Regions from separate parts of the Homo sapiens genome. Here regions 2 and 3 are each linked to region 1. Evidence: chromatin contacts called from ENCODE Hi-C or POLR2A ChIA-PET data. All regions are on one chromosome and are shown on one strand. The core of a region is the stretch at or near the end of the contact, and the rest is flanking DNA. Distances in the headings are between cores, read along the strand shown.

The links. Hi-C counts contacts between places; a loop is a spot of excess contacts on that map. ChIA-PET counts read pairs that join two places held with the same protein, here RNA polymerase II (POLR2A). Pooled maps may share reads with other maps.
Region 2: a loop to region 1 is called in a map of PC-9, with 5 times the contacts of the local background. The contact joins two enhancer-like sites. A Hi-C loop is called at or near these places in 1 of 168 maps with a recorded cell type or tissue (PC-9). POLR2A ChIA-PET finds 5 or more read pairs at or near these places in 1 of 52 experiments (BJ).
Region 3: a loop to region 1 is called in a map of lower leg skin, with 11 times the contacts of the local background. The contact joins two enhancer-like sites. A Hi-C loop is called at or near these places in 1 of 168 maps with a recorded cell type or tissue (lower leg skin) and 3 of 50 pooled maps. POLR2A ChIA-PET finds 5 or more read pairs at or near these places in 2 of 52 experiments (GM10248 and activated T-cell).

The regions. Positions count from the first base shown.
Region 1 is chr2:223,758,770-223,763,836 of GRCh38, forward strand. The region is part of intron 4 of AP1S3 (adaptor related protein complex 1 subunit sigma 3); the gene reads right to left. Among named protein-coding and RNA genes, the nearest start is that of AP1S3, 76 kb to the right of the region's middle. RefSeq lists a silencer at 2,143-2,437 and an enhancer at 2,960-3,329. Within about 2 kb of position 2,527, at least 16 of the 41 ENCODE cell types and tissues checked have a DNase peak (open chromatin) inside an H3K27ac peak, as active enhancers do; they include PC-9, where a contact is called at or near this core.
Region 2 is chr2:223,560,466-223,565,532 of GRCh38, forward strand. No RefSeq gene overlaps it. Among named protein-coding and RNA genes, the nearest start is that of SCG2, 39 kb to the right of the region's middle. RefSeq lists an enhancer at 3,066-3,360. Within about 2 kb of position 3,151, at least 4 of the 41 ENCODE cell types and tissues checked have a DNase peak (open chromatin) inside an H3K27ac peak, as active enhancers do; they include PC-9, where a contact is called at or near this core.
Region 3 is chr2:223,928,644-223,933,710 of GRCh38, forward strand. The region is part of intron 1 of WDFY1 (WD repeat and FYVE domain containing 1); the gene reads right to left. Among named protein-coding and RNA genes, the nearest start is that of WDFY1, 14 kb to the right of the region's middle. Within about 2 kb of position 2,113, at least 18 of the 41 ENCODE cell types and tissues checked have a DNase peak (open chromatin) inside an H3K27ac peak, as active enhancers do.

The DNA of each region.
Region 1 (5,067 bases), core at 1,277-3,776:
TAGAACAATTTTCCCTTTAAGTCACAGCCTTCCGCAGACTGTGAAATCTTCTGCATTCTTTTATTTATTTGCCATTGTTGAAAACAAGTTGTCAAAAGGATACATGGATATAAAATCTTTGCATTCTAATCAAAGTTTGAGTATAATTTGTATACACATCCATATGGGGCTGGAATTAAGTAACTTTCAACTGAGAAAAAGTTAAGCTTGATCATAAAGTGAATGTCTGATAAGAGAAATGCTTGGCCAGTGTGGTGCTCACGCCTGTAATACCAGCACTTTGGGAGGCTGAGGTGGGCAGATCACCTGAGGCCAGCCTGGCCAACATGACAAAACCCCATCTCGATGAAAAATACAAAAATTACCCGAGTGTGGTGGCATGCACCTGTATTCCCAGCTACTCGGGAAGCTGAGGCAGGAGAATTGCTTGAACCGGGAGGCGGAGGTTGAAGTGAGCCAAGATTGCACCACTGCACTCCAGCCTGGGTGACAGAGTGAGACTCCGTCTCAAAAACAAAAAAAAAAAAGAGAGAGAGAGAGAGATTGAAATGCTAAAGCAAAGTTGCCAAGATATCACTGTTGACTTAAGATAAACACGTTTGCTAAAATGATCAGGAGGACCACATCCAGGTACGTGTATTAGAGAATTCTGAATTACGTCTGTATAACATATGTATCGTTACCTATATTGTGCAGAGCATCTTTATTATACATATTGTCAAGACAAAAAAGATAAACAGACCAAAATTCTTAAGAATTTCTTTACTTCTCTACAAGGTTCACAGGAAAAAATGTATAGTTTCTGCCATATGTTTTCAAAGGCTTCCTCCCAAAGTATACAAATTATGTTTCTTTTTAACTTTTAAGTTCAGAGATACATGTGCAGGTTTGTTATAGAGGTAAACGTGTATCATGGGGATTTGTTATACAGATGATTTCATCATCCAGGTATTAAGCCTAGGACCCATGAGTCATTTTTCCTGATCCTCTCCCTCCTCCCACCCTCCACCCTCTGAAAGGCTCCAGTGTGTGTTGTTCCCTTCTATGTGTCCGTGTGTTCTCATCATTTAGCTCCCACTTTTAAGTGAGAACATGTGGCATTTGGTTTTCTGTCCCTGCACTAGTTTGCTCAGAATGATGGCCTCCAGCTCCATCCACGTCCCTGCAAAGGACATGATCTCATTCTTTTCATACTGTCCATCAGTTACTAAGTTTGCTAACATGCCCCAAAGCCATAATATTTTTTTTCAGCATTTAAAAAAAAATGTTTGAACAGACTCACAATTACAGGTAGAGTTCAAAGTTAACAGTGATGTTCCAGGTTCTATACCATGCAAGACAGATGGGCTTTCTCTTGCACACTCTCCTACTTTAAACATATATATTTGTGTCACACCAGGGCCCCAAGTTGAATCAATAAGAAAGCTCGAGAGGACAAAAAATCACCTGCCTCTTTCGTTTGAGTCACGATCTGCTCATTTAGCAATCCAAGTTCAACTTGTTCTTAAGCTTAAACTCCAGGGTATATGATTCATGTGAACCTGCCAGGAAATACGCTGACTGACATGGGCTGAAGATACCAAGGCTACTGGCCGAGCAAGATTGCTCAGGAGATACTAGGGCTAGAAATCTGCCCTTACCTTCAAAAGAGGTTTTCTAACTGGTTTTCACCAACTCTATCTAGAATTCCAGAGTTCTGCCAGAAAACATTTGTATTCAGTCATCCACATTTACTCAACAAAGCTCTCACCTCCTAAGTGGGCATTGGCCAAGACAGCCCCATACCCATCTACCCCTCTACAGATGCTGCCCGTGGGGTCTTTTAACTTAGCAGAGGGATCATACAGGCCATTGGGCCATGCTGGTTTTATGGAATCTAGAGTTTACACCATTTACATGGGAATACAAAGTTACAAATACAAAATCAGGTATAAAGTGTACTTAGAATGAGAAAAGAAACGACCACAGATTGTGAATTTTGAAGATGACAAATATCACAAAATAAAAAATGGTTGCATGTTATTTTCACGAATTAATTGCTTGACACTCCTCTATCATATATTATATTGTATGGCTACGTACTTTTTGCAGTTAAAATATCTTATTTTTGCAAAGTGGACAAAAACCCATGACCAGATGAGAGCATTGCTAGGCCCTGCCTGTAGCCTCGGGAGGGGCCTGGAGTTGACACTTTCCTGTCTTTGTGGTTCAGTGGCCTCTAGTCATTGGCACTGCTCACATCACCAGATGACTCAGTCTGCTAAACACCACACTGGCTGCCCTGTCTGAGCCGAGCCAGGCTGGTTACTCAAGCTATGTAAACCAATAAGGTAAAAGTTGGCATTTTCTTGAGCTTGCCACTTTAAAGGTTTGGGGCAGACTTTTAGAGCTGGCAGAACCTTAGTTGCTCTTACCTTCTCAAGACAGGAGCTGGAGTCTGTATCTTGGGTCCTCTTCTGGATACATCTAGCTCTGCTGTGTTTCTTATGCATATAGCACAGTGTATGTTATGACTTCCTACTGCATTGTGGTTTGGCCTAGCTGTTAACATGGTTTACGCTTTTAAGGGTGACAGTGTTAGGGTGCACCTAGCAGTTTCGCCTGCATCCACACGAGGGCACATAGAATCCTATTGCTCATGAGATACAATCTGACCCTCCCCTTCTTTTTTTTGAGACAGGGTCTCACTCTGTCACCCAGGCTGAAGTGCAGTGGTGCGATTACCGCTCACTGCAGCCTTGACCTCTCGGGCTCAAGTGATCCTTTCACCTTAGCCTTCCGAGTAGCTGGAATTACAGGTGTACACCACCATGCCTGGCTAATTTTATTACTTTTTGTAGAGACAAGGTTCTCACTATGTTGCCTAGGCTGGTCTCAAAACTCCTGGGCTCAAGCGGTCCTTCCGCATCAGCCTTCTGAGTAGCTGGGATTACAGGTGCACACCACCACACCTGGCTAATTTTATCATTTTTCTGTAGAGACAAGGTTCTCACTATGTTGCCTAGGCTGATCTCAAACTCTTGACTTAAGCAGTCTTCCTGCCTGGGACTCCCAAAGTGCTGGGAATACAGGCATGAGCCATCGCATCTGGCCTTGAGCCTCCCTTCTTGGCAGGCTGTTAGTTGGGGTAAAATATCTACTGTTTGTCGCTCCTACCTATTGCAAGTCCTGTGGTTAATGACCACTATCGCCTTTGAGAGTTTCATTTTCTTTTCTTTTTTGAGACAGAGTCTCACTCTGCCGCCCAGGCTAGAGTGCAGTGGCATGATCTCGGCTCACTGCAACCTCCGCCCCCTGGGTTCAAGCGATTCTCCTGCCTCAGCCTCCTGAGTAGCTGGGATTACAGGAGCCCACCACTGCACCTGGCTAATTTTTGTATTTTTAGTAGAGACGGAGTTTCACCATCTTGGCCAGGCTGGTCTTGAACACCTGACCTCGTGATCCACCTGCCTCGGCCCAAAGTGCTGGGATTATAGGCATGAGCCATTGTGCCCAGCAATTTTTTTTTTTTTTTTTTTTTTGAGATGGAGTCTTGCTCTGTCACCCAGGCTGGAGTGCAGTGGTGGAATCTCGGCTCACTGCAATCTCTGCCTTCTGGGTTCAAGCAAATCTCCTGCCTCAGCCTCCCAAGTAGCTGGGGTTACAGATGTGTACCACCACACCTGGCTAATTTTTGTATTTTTAGTAGGGATGGGATTTTGCCATGTTGGCTAGGCTGGCCTCGAACTCGTGGCCTCAAGTGATCCGCCCACCTCGGCCTCCCAAAGTGTTGGGCTTACAGACGTGAGCCACCACGCCCAGACAGAGGGTTTAATTTTCCTTCTAATAACTTTGTGCCATTGTCCACATTGTTGTTACCCCCAAATAAGTATTCCCAACCAAGTAAACAGTTCCTTTCTTTTCCTCTTATCAACATCTAGCCACCACACGCTCAGAATAAGCTTTGAGCATTTGGAGATTTGAGGCTATGTCTTCTTACTAAATCCGCAGGCAGGTGTAGCTTTTTAAAAGTTATTATTCTAAGAAACTGTTATTAAGTAGGAGCTAGAGAAAAGTCTTAGGGGCTACTGAAGATTGACAGCTGTTCTCACAGCTAAAGCAATGTCACAAAGGCCTCCCTTAACCTTCAGTAACTACAAATATATGATTGGGTCCAAAGGACAGGAAAAAAAAAAAAGCAGTAATTATTTTCCTTTATGCAAGTATACTACTGGCTCCTATCCAGTTGAAACCTCTTAAGCAGGCAAGATATGCAAAGTCAATTCTTCAACAAGCTCCCCAGAATATTTACTGACTTCACTGAATACCAGAGCCCAAGAGAACACTAATAACACTCTCTGTATTTGGCAAGTGTTGTTAGCGCAACAGAAGAGACTGAGAGGGTGGCCATGACATTGCCTGCTCACCATAGGGACACCAGGGCTAAATGCAAGGTCCCCTGAGACCTACCCATCAAGCCCCTCCACTCATTCACCAATTAGCATTTAATTGTGAAAGAGCTCACTCTTGAAACACTTACTTCCTAGATTTAAATGGAACCAGCAACACCAGATTTATGACAACCTTTTTAAAACATTTCCTAATTTGAGAGGATTTCAAATTAACCCAGGTGTGTCTTGGCCCCCAATTCAGCTTTAATTACTGAAGTGCCAAAGACTCCGTTAAAAACTCTGTTTCTCCTGTAAGGAGACTCCACAGTCAGGACCCTGAGGTCCTGAAGTTAAAAAAAAACCTCCACCCCCTCCACCTGCCCCCAACTCCCAGAGTATTTTATGAAACACTGTTTTGTGAAATTTCCAAACCACTGATTTCTCAAATACCTTGTAAAGTTTTCCTCCCTGTGGCATTTGGAGACAGCCAAATCAACATCAGAGAGTTTAGATGCACTTTTTGAGGTCAGACACCTCTGGTAATGAATGCATTGGCCTTCTAATAGGCACACGCAGCTGCTTACGGCACCCACTCAAATAGATGTTTTCCTCCACATCCATTCACCAGAGGACTGATGCTCTGGCTGGGCAGGAGCAAGTAATCAGCCTAAAGATGCACCAAAACAGTTGCTGGGAA
Region 2 (5,067 bases), core at 1,901-4,400, 200 kb before region 1:
TTATATTTGATTATTTCAAATGCTGCAATTTTGATAAAATGGCACTAAGGCCAAAAGAGACCTTGTAGATTTTCCAATTCCATCTCAAAATTTGACAGGTATGTCCATCAGTCTAGAAAGGTGAATAACCGACCTCAAAGAAATGCAGCTACCTTACAGCATAGGTCTGGAGGAGCCAACTAATTAAAAACTTAATTTGGAAGCACTAAATTAATTAAAAACCTAATATAATTCAGGTGCTCTGTTATATATGTTATCATTTATTCTTCACTTAAACCTTATATGATACCTATAATATCTCTATTTTACAGATGAGGAAAGTAAATTTTGAATAGTTTAACATAATCAATTTCCCTGAGAATATACATCAATTAAGGAAGGAACCTGGATTTAAAATCTGATCTACTTGCTTCAGCCTCTTTCCACTTCACCACATTGCCGCCCACACAACCCCTTGTGCAAACATTGTAAACAATAGCGTGGCCTAGCAGCTCCCAAGTTAATTTCCCCCATTATTATTTATTTGCTAAGTGTTATACAACAGCCACCAGAGAACCCCATCCCCAGGGAACCTGTCACTGTAGACTGTGCACCTAGACTGCTCACGTGGACTGCCTGATTTAAAATTGGTCCCACGTTGCCAAAGGAGGAATGTCAGTTGTTCCATTAATTGAAATGACATGACATAAAATATCAGTGATGCATGGCCAAAAGGCTCCCAGAAAACAAGGAAACATTGATGAGAGATAGGCCAGGGATTTCAAAGTTTCAAGAGACAGTATCCTCCACTGGGTTTCTGTAAATCAGTCAGCGCTTAGTCATCAAGAAAAGTAACAACAACTTCAGGACCAGAGACACTGATTTTCTCCGTGAAAGCCAATCCAGTGGCAATGCGAAGACATTACAGGACAAAGGACAAGCCTAATGGCAGAGAAGCAACACAAGCCCCAGAAGAGAGATCTCACAGCAAAATGAAAAATTCAAGAAATTCTGAAATTCTTTGAACTTATTTTCTTTTGTCATAGTTTTTTTTTCATTTATATCTGTGTTTAACAGTTTTTAAAGCTTTCTTTTCCCAAACCTTCACTCAAAATGCATACCCAGGAAGATTTGTCACATTCAATTTGGAGTTTCCATAGAATACCTGAAAATTATACAGAATTGAAAACAAAAGATGAATTATCAGATTCAGAGTACAACAGGTCTTAACCAGGGTAAATGAAAATGTTTCCACACTGATGCAACAAAAATAAACCATACATACTGTTTTAGGGTAAAGATTCTGACAGAGTATTAGAATATCATATCTTTCTGCATGAAGGGAGAAGAAATGAATTCCAAGATTCCACTGGCTAACAAACCAAAGAAAAACTATTTAGCATATCTTCCAAAATTATCGACATTAATATGTATATTGTTATCTATAACAACCAATTTATATAAACACAATTGACAAGCTTGATCTAACAGATATACATGAAACTCTGCATGGAATAATCAGAGAATAAAATTGATTAGGTCACAGAACAAGTCCCAATAAATGTCTAACAACTGTATTTTCACCACCAGGCCATAAAGTTTGAAATCTAGTTTTTCAATGATAACTTTCTTTTAAAAAAATTATACATACTTAGAAACTTAAAAACACGTGTATAGATAATGTATGGCTCAAAGAAAGAATCATAAGGAAAAATCAGAAAATACCAGAAACTGAACTACAAATGTCCCAGAGCTCTACCTCACCTGCATTCCTGTCTCCTCTTTGAGAAGAATCTTGTATTAGTCATTTACCCCTCAACATGAATCTCAGGCAATGAGCTCTCTGCCTTGGGGAAATTTCCACTTAAAGTACATCAGTGTCATAAGGGCCTAGACAATGAGCCAGTCTTGTGGGTTCAAATTTTGTTTCTGCTCTTTACTAACTATGTGACCACAGATAAGTGACTTGTCCTCTTTGTGCCTCGGTTGCCTCATCCATAAAGTAGAAATAACAATAGCTATATCAAAAACTGTAATGATGATTGAATATATCTAGCAGTGTGTGTGTGGTGTGTTTATACTGTTAGAATAGTGCCTGACAGGCTGGGCACGGTGGCTCACACCTGTAATCCCAGCACTTTGGGAGGCTGAGGAAGACAGATCACGAGGTCAGGATATCGAGATCATCCTGGCTAACATGGTGAAACCCCGTCTCTACTAAAAATACAAAAAAAGTAGCCAGGCGTGGTGGTGGGCGCCTGTAGTCCCAGCTACTCGGGAGGCTGAGGCAGGAGAATGGCGTGAACCCGGGAGGCGGAGTTTGCAGTGAGCCGAGATCGCACCACTGCACTCCAGCCTGGGAAACAGCGAGACTCTGTCTCAAAAAAAAAAAAAAAAAAAAAAAAAAAGAATAGTGCCTGACATGAAGTGAGCACACAACAAAGTGAAATGTTTTTGCTCTATTCATTACTAGCAGAATATCAGTAAACAGGTAGAGATGGTATTTAGGGAACAGGGACTTTGCAAAAGCCCCAAAATCCTGTTTTCAGGCAGCTTTCTCTCTACCTATCATTGAATCCAAACCTACATTTTAGTTCAACCAAATTAAAAATTGTCACTTTTCTCGCCATCTCATACTACCACGGTCTTTGTCTAGGACTTAGCAATGTTTCCTTGAATGATTAGCAGTTCTTCCACTCTGGAATTTTCATCTGCAAGCCCTCCTCAAGTCAGGGCCAGAGGAGACCAATAAAATTGGGGAATTCTAGGATCATCCCATTCAACAAACTCCCTCCACAATATACTGATGTAGCATAAAAGATTAATCCCATTAGAGAATAAAGAATTATGTTTCATTCAAATAAAATTTAAAATTGAGTTGGACAAAACTACCTTGGTAATACACATGGTATTTGTTTGTAGTAACCATCCTTTCAATTAAGAGCAAAACATCTCCTAAGTGAGAAGGAGTTCAGATTGTTGCCTTTGCTTTGCCAAGCCTGCAAGAAGAAAATCTGCAGCATCTGGAGAGGTGAAATTTGCTCTTTATTCTCTTTACATGGGCCATGAAGGGCTAGACCTCTCATTTTAAAGGTGGTGGAGCTTTCTCTCTTCTCCCTGCAGGTGTCATGTTGTAGTGGACACTTCCATCATCTATGTTTAGTGATTACTCACTGCTTCCCATGTGTGGGAGGAAGAATGACTCATCAGGTTGTTTAGAAAGAATCCAGGACAAAGGGACAGGTTCTGTGCCTTTCCATCTGCCTTCCAGAGACAGCCTGATATTCCTTCTCAATCTCTCTTTCTCTCTCTCTCTCTCTTTCTGTTTCTTTCTCTCTCTCATTTTCCCTCCCTCCCTCCTAGCTTCCAACTTCACTGCCTATAAACATGTGAGGAAATCAGGCTGCCCCTGCTCCATTTGTCTGGTTGTCTTCAATTTGGGGCGAAAATCAGGGAAGGGACCTTTTTTAATATAGCCAGGGACCCTGCCTTTCACAGTAAAAAGCAACTTGATGGGCCATTATAAGGGCTCCTGTGAGGCTTTCAGTTCTTTGTGAGAATAAATTACTACCAAGAACTGTGAAGGAAAAGGGGTGAGTCTACACTTCTAATATATTCATACTTACCCCTAATTTAGAATTAGGAATATTAAGCAGTTTTTACTAACTGGGATTTTTTTCTAATATATAATTATTTAACTTGTAATGTTGAAAAGATGAGTAATAAATAGCTTCACTATAATAGCCTTTCCTGGGATGGTCTCTTTTTGAACTCAAGATATCATTTGAATTATGTTCCTTGAATCTAGTAATTTCAGACCATTTACTATAACATAATTGAAAGAAACATTGTCATGAATCTGGCCTAACTAGATATTGACATTTCTTAAGGAAATGCCAAAAAAAAGAAAAAAAAAACTGTACATGAAACAAACAAACAAACAAAAAAAAAACCATAAGTGAAACAATGGGTAAATACACCAATGATAGGAAACCTGGGCACCCAGTGAAGGTAAGATGCGAATCACTAGAGTTTTAAACAAAACTTATTCATGCCTCAGGTCCTCCTCAAAAATAATAGATTAAAAAGAAATTATGCAGTTGAATAAGAGCTTTATGGGAATGTCCTCTAATGGAACAATTTTTTTTTCAGAGTAATTGCAAAGAAAGCAATTTGGTGGTTTTTACTGAATAGCACAGAATAATTTAAGGACGCAAGAGCACGTGCCCTCCATAAGGGATGACCCTCTTACTGGGAGGGCTGCCTTAGCATTGCAGTCATGGCCAGGTGCATTCCAGATGCCCACTACGGCTTTGATTAATTACTTTCCTTGTATTCTATCTTATTAGGTACATGCAGTGAGAAATGAAGGATAATTTGATCAGAAAATAGCTTCTGTTGAATCAAAGGCTTAAAAAATAGTATTGAAATGTGGTGAATAACAAGAAAAAGGGGCCGGGCATGGTGGCTCACTCCTGTAATCCTAGCACTTTGGGAGGCTGAGGCAGGTGGATTACCTGAGGTCAGGAGTTCAAGACCTGCCTGGCCAACATGGTGAAACCCCATCTCTACTAAACATACAAAAATTAACCAGGAGTGGTGGCACATGCCTGCAATCCCAGCTACTCGGGAGGCTGAGGAAGGAGAATGGCTTGAACCCAGAAGACGGAGGTTGCAGTGAGCAGAGATCGTGCCACTGCACTCCAGCCTAGGGCGACAGAGTAAGACTCCATCTCAAAAACAAAAAGGATAAAAATGGTTGTAATGAGTATCTCAACAGCTGTTTTTACAACATGGGATCACCTAAAAACTTGTGTGCTTCACCCCAATTCTTAAGATAAGAGTTCAACCCACATTCAATTCTTCTTTAACTGCCTGATCTGTACAGCCCTCTGTGAAAAGGAAATGAGAACTTTAGAAAAGCAAACAGATGTTTAATAACTTCATGTAGTCCCTGCTAGTTAGACTAGTTAGAGAAAGTAGTTTTGTATAAGCAACTGTCACCATTGGAAGGGGACAGTTTATGGTGTTTTATATAGACTCGAAAAATGTGGAGGATACTTAACGCTTAGATTGGCTTGAAGAGCA
Region 3 (5,067 bases), core at 863-3,362, 170 kb after region 1:
TTAAATTGCTGTCCCCACCAAAAGCAAAAACAGAAGTCATTGGAATCCGAAGCAATTTCAAATATAGTGGCACAACTTTCCTTTTTTCCATAAGGCAGATGCCAGAGGCTTCAGTTGTCCATCGCTGAGTACACTCACCCTGGCCTATGCTGGCCTTCAAATGAACTTGTGCCTTGGGTCAGGCTTGGGATTCTGGAGCACCATCTGCCCCCAGTGAGTCTATTAGTGGATTCAACGTGTCTGCAGATGTTATTGCAGGGGGGGTGAGAGAGCCCCAGGACCAAAAAGGAGACATGGACCTGGACACCAGACTAGAGGTGCCTGGGTAGCCAGGGGCCTTGATAGCATCGTTCCCAAAGGAGCAGTGAGCAGAAGGCAGAGCCAGCAGAGCTGGCCAAGACATCAGATGCAGAAGGACAGTGAAGGAGAAGATGCTCCCAAAAGGCACCTAGCTCTTGGGCCTGAAAGTTATAAGGCAATAAACTGTGCCTCTCCATCAGCATGTGTCCCTGTCTAACTTCTTTTTTTTTTTCTTTCTGTTTTTTGTTTTTTTTTTTTTTTGAGACAGAGTTTTGCTCTTTATGCCCAGGCTGGAGTGTGATGGTGAGATCTCTTCTCACTGCAACCTCCGCCTCCCGGGTTCAAGCGATTCTCCTGCCTCAGCCCCGCTAGTAGCTGGGATTACAGGCACCCACCACCATGCCCAGCTAATTTTTGTATTTTTAGTAGAGATGGGGTTTCACCATGTTGGTCAGGCTGGTCTTGAACTCCTGACCTCAGGTGATCTGCCCACCTCGATCTCCCAAAGTGCTGGGATTACAGGCATGAGCCACCGTGCCCAGCCTCCTGCTTAACTTCCTGCAAGCTCACAACACTGAACTGTTGTGGCACACACAAGAATGTTCCTGCATTCTAGACACACATCAAGATTCGTGAAAAGCAACTCTGTGATTTCCCACCTCCCTGCACCTCCCTGAACTTCCCTCTACCACCTTCTCTAAAAAAAATTTAAAAAAATAAAGATTCATGAAAAGCTTGTGGTCTGTTGAGAACGAGGTGCCACATCCTGATGGCAGGGATGACAGGCGCTTCTGCCTTCATTTTACACTTAAGGAAGCAGAAGCAAGGAGAGATACGATCTGAAAATCACACAAACCAACAGCAGCACTGCATCAGACTGACTTCATTTAGTTGTTTGACCAACTTTCTCTCTTATCAAGATGGTGAAAGTTCATCTTTAAAACATTATCAAAGTAAACAATTCAAAGCAAAGCAGCCTTATGTGGTAAGTAAGTAAAACTTTTTTAAAGGCTTTTTAGAAATCCACACTTTATCCTCCAAAGCAGTAATTCCTAAACAATAAGGAAACAAGAAGCAGTAAATTACTTTTTCCCCCCAAATAAATCAGAGTATGGAAAAGTTCAGGTCTAACTTCAAAGCTCACTTGGTTCAAAGAAATACTGACCTCTGTGCTAAATACGAGTGGTGATTCCAACAAAGTCTCTCACTACCTCCAGCTCTAGATTTAGCCCAATCTAGCTACAGCGTGCGATATTGTATGTAAGTGCCTGTGGTGAAACAATTTAAAAAACAATGTGCTCAATTCTTTACTCCTCCCTGCATCCACGCTCCTTACAATCAGCCATTTTGCAGCTCTTTCCATCAAGAGATGGAATATATTTCTCTGAGCCTTGTTTTTGTTTTGAGACGGAGTCCGGTTCTGTCACCCAGGCTGGAGTGCAATGGCTTGATCTCGGCTCACTGCAACCTCCGCCTACCGGGTTCAGGCGATTCTCTTGCCTCAGCCTCCTGAGTAGCTGGGATTACAGGCATGCGCCACCACGCCAGGCTAAGTTTGTGTATTTTTAGTAGAGACGGGGTTTCACCATGTTGACCATACTGGTCTCGAATTCCTGACCTCACGTGATCCGCCCTCCTTGGCCTCCCAGGCATGAACTGCCGTGCCTTGCCTATTTCTCTGAGCCTTGAATATGGGTTGGCTAGTGACGCTATGTTTAAAAAAATGTGGCTGAATGGGGTGCTAGTACTGGGTCCTGAGGCCTGGTTTGCTCTCACTCTGTGTCTTGGAAGACTGCCACGTCACATGAACCACAGGGGCCAGCCTACCAGAGGACAAATGACGACATGGGAGAGAGCTCAACTGTCCTAGCTGAAGCCATCCTCGGCCCGCCTGTAGCAAGCTCACTCCCAGGCATGAGAAAGAGTCCAGCTAAGCTCAGCAGAGCTGGCCCACGGCTGGCCACAAGCATGAGTGAGCCTGGCTGAGGCCAGAAGCACTGCCTAGGTGACCTGTAGGCTCATGAACAATGACAAATCCCTGCTGTTTTAAGCCACTGAGTTTTGAGGTAGTTTGTTATGTAGCACGAGCTAACTGACACCATGCTTTCTGTTCCAAATAAATAATATACCTTTAAGAACCATAGGAATCTGAGGTTAAAATTAAAAATAAAAAGCATTTGGCATTTATTGAATGCCAAGGATTTTAAAGTAGATAGTACGAATAACTCCATTTCAACTCTTAATTGAAATACAGGATTCCCATTTTGCAAAAGTGCTAATTTGAATCCTTAAAAATGGAAGCAGTCACTGAAGTACAAAATAAAGTTATTACTCTTAAATATCATATAGTAATGTTTGTTATCCTGTCTACCAAGGATAAAACTTCTGTATGCTTTACCTTCCTATAGTAGATATATGAAAAGTGGAGTTATAACCACAGTTATGATTAAGAATAAAGTGTTTATTCCAGGGAGATTAATCTTTGATCTGCTGAAAGATATGCCTGATGATCATAATAAGTAGAAGGATTCCTTTTTATTTCTACTGTTAAACTCTATCAAAGAGCCAATTAAAAATAAGGTTAAAATACACTTAAGGGAATCACTAAGTCTTGAAAGCCTCATCTATTTAAGCCACAATACAGTAGGAGCAAAGATAGATTCAAGGTACAATTTTTTCCTCTGAAAAGCACTGGCTCACAAACCAGGAGGCATCTTGCAGGAGTCATTAATATTTTTCTTTCTTTTTTTTTTTTTTTTTTGAGACAGAGTCTTGCTCTGTTGCACAGGTTGGAGGCAGTGGCGTGATCTCAGCTCACTGCAGCCTCTGCCTCCCGGGTTCAAGCAATTCTCTTGCCTCAGCTTCCCAAGTAGCTGGGACTACAGGCATGCACTACCACACCCAGCTAATTTTTGTATTTTTAGTACAGACAGGGTTTCGCCATGTTGGCCAGGCTGGTCTTGAACTCCTGGCCTCAAGTGGTCCACCTACCTCGGCCTCCCAAAGTGCTGGGATTACAGGCGTGAGCCACTGCACCTGGCCTAATTGGTCTAATTTTTTTTTTTTCCCCATACCAGAAAGGGCACTGGAAATATTTTTAAACCTGTAATTCCATAAGGGTATACATTTGGGTTCAATACATATTTTCTAGTATGTATTACCAGTATGAGTACCTTTTTTTTTTTTTTTTTTTTTTTGAGACGAAGTCTCGCTCTGTCACCCAGGCTGGAGTGCAGTGGTGCAATCTCGGCTCACTGCAAGCTCCACCTCCTGGGTTCACGCCATTCTCCTGCCTCAGCCTCCCGAGCAGCTGGGACTACAGGTGCCTGCCACCACGCCTGGCTAATTTTTTGTATTTTTAGTAGAGACAGGGTTTCACCGTGTTAGCCAGGATGGTCTCGATCTCCTGACATTGTGATTCGCCCACCTCGGCCTCCCAAAGTGCTGGGATTACAGGCATGAGCCATGGCGCCGGGTCGATTACCTTGAAATTGATGTCCAGACTTTAATAAGCAGACTCAACTAGCACATAATTATTTCTACAAAATCACACCAAGTTCTACCTGGCCTGAAACAGCAATATCTCTGAAACTGAATATCTTTTTTAAACTTTCTCAAAAACACACCCTAATCACTCCAAAAACAGCTAAATTAAAGCAATTTAACCATCCTTAAATTCTAAACTGATAAAAAGAGATCATTCAATTAATCATTTTAAAAGGGCATACTATATGTTACAAATTAAGTCCAAGGTCCTGATTTCTTTTAAACTCTGGGCAAACAGTAATTCTGAGAAAATCTGATTTTCTGGTCATTCTTAGGGATGCTGATACTATTTCAAATCTTGGTAAATCTGTGAACATTTCTGTCACCTATAGCAAAGGATATTTTTTCCTAGTCTGACAGTACCTCCAGGGGATACAGGAAAAAAAAAAAGTGTACTTCTGGCATGCTAGATGGTTTCTATAACATTAAGACGTTTGCCTGAAAGGGGGAACGAACAACATAGCTATCATTGCCATCTGTTTTTATCGAATAAATAGCAATTTCCTTCCAACGAGTCTCTGGAATTCTGCCCTGTTCATTCTTGCTGCAAAAAGAAGTCTTTCTCCTTTGGTAACAGGGAGAGAAAATGTTAGATTGTTATTGAATTTATTCTCTAAATTAAAAGGCAGAGAAACCAGCCTCATTTTGTAGAGGAGAATTAGATTGGCTGAGAAAAACAGAAATTTCCATCCCCTCCCACAGGACAGCTTCAAGGGTCTGTGACCAAGAATTAGACTGCTGATGTCACCACAGGCAGATTTTATCCAGGGAAGAAGCCACTGGGTGGCCCCAGCATTTGCACCCCCTTTAAACAAATATCACCCTTCCAGAAGCCAGATTGGCTGAAAACCTGCAGATTTTTTTTTTTTTTTTTTACTCCAAACCATTCTTGCTGTAATCTTTTCACTGTTAGCATAAAAATAATTTTTTGTGATCCTTGTGCCATCAAGAAGCCTAGAAACCACTCTAATCACTGAAGAGCAGGAATAATCTAGACAGGCTGGAGTCCATGGAGGATCTAGGCAACACTTTCTTACATTACAAAGTCTGGCCAGGCACAGTGGCTCAGACCTGTAATCCCAGTACTCTGGGAGGCTGAGGTGGGAGGATCACTTGAGCCTAGGGGCTTGAGACCAGCCTGGCAACATACCAATACCCTGTCTCTACAAAAAATAAAAATAAATTAGCTGGGCATGGTGGCACACGTCTGTTATCCCAGCT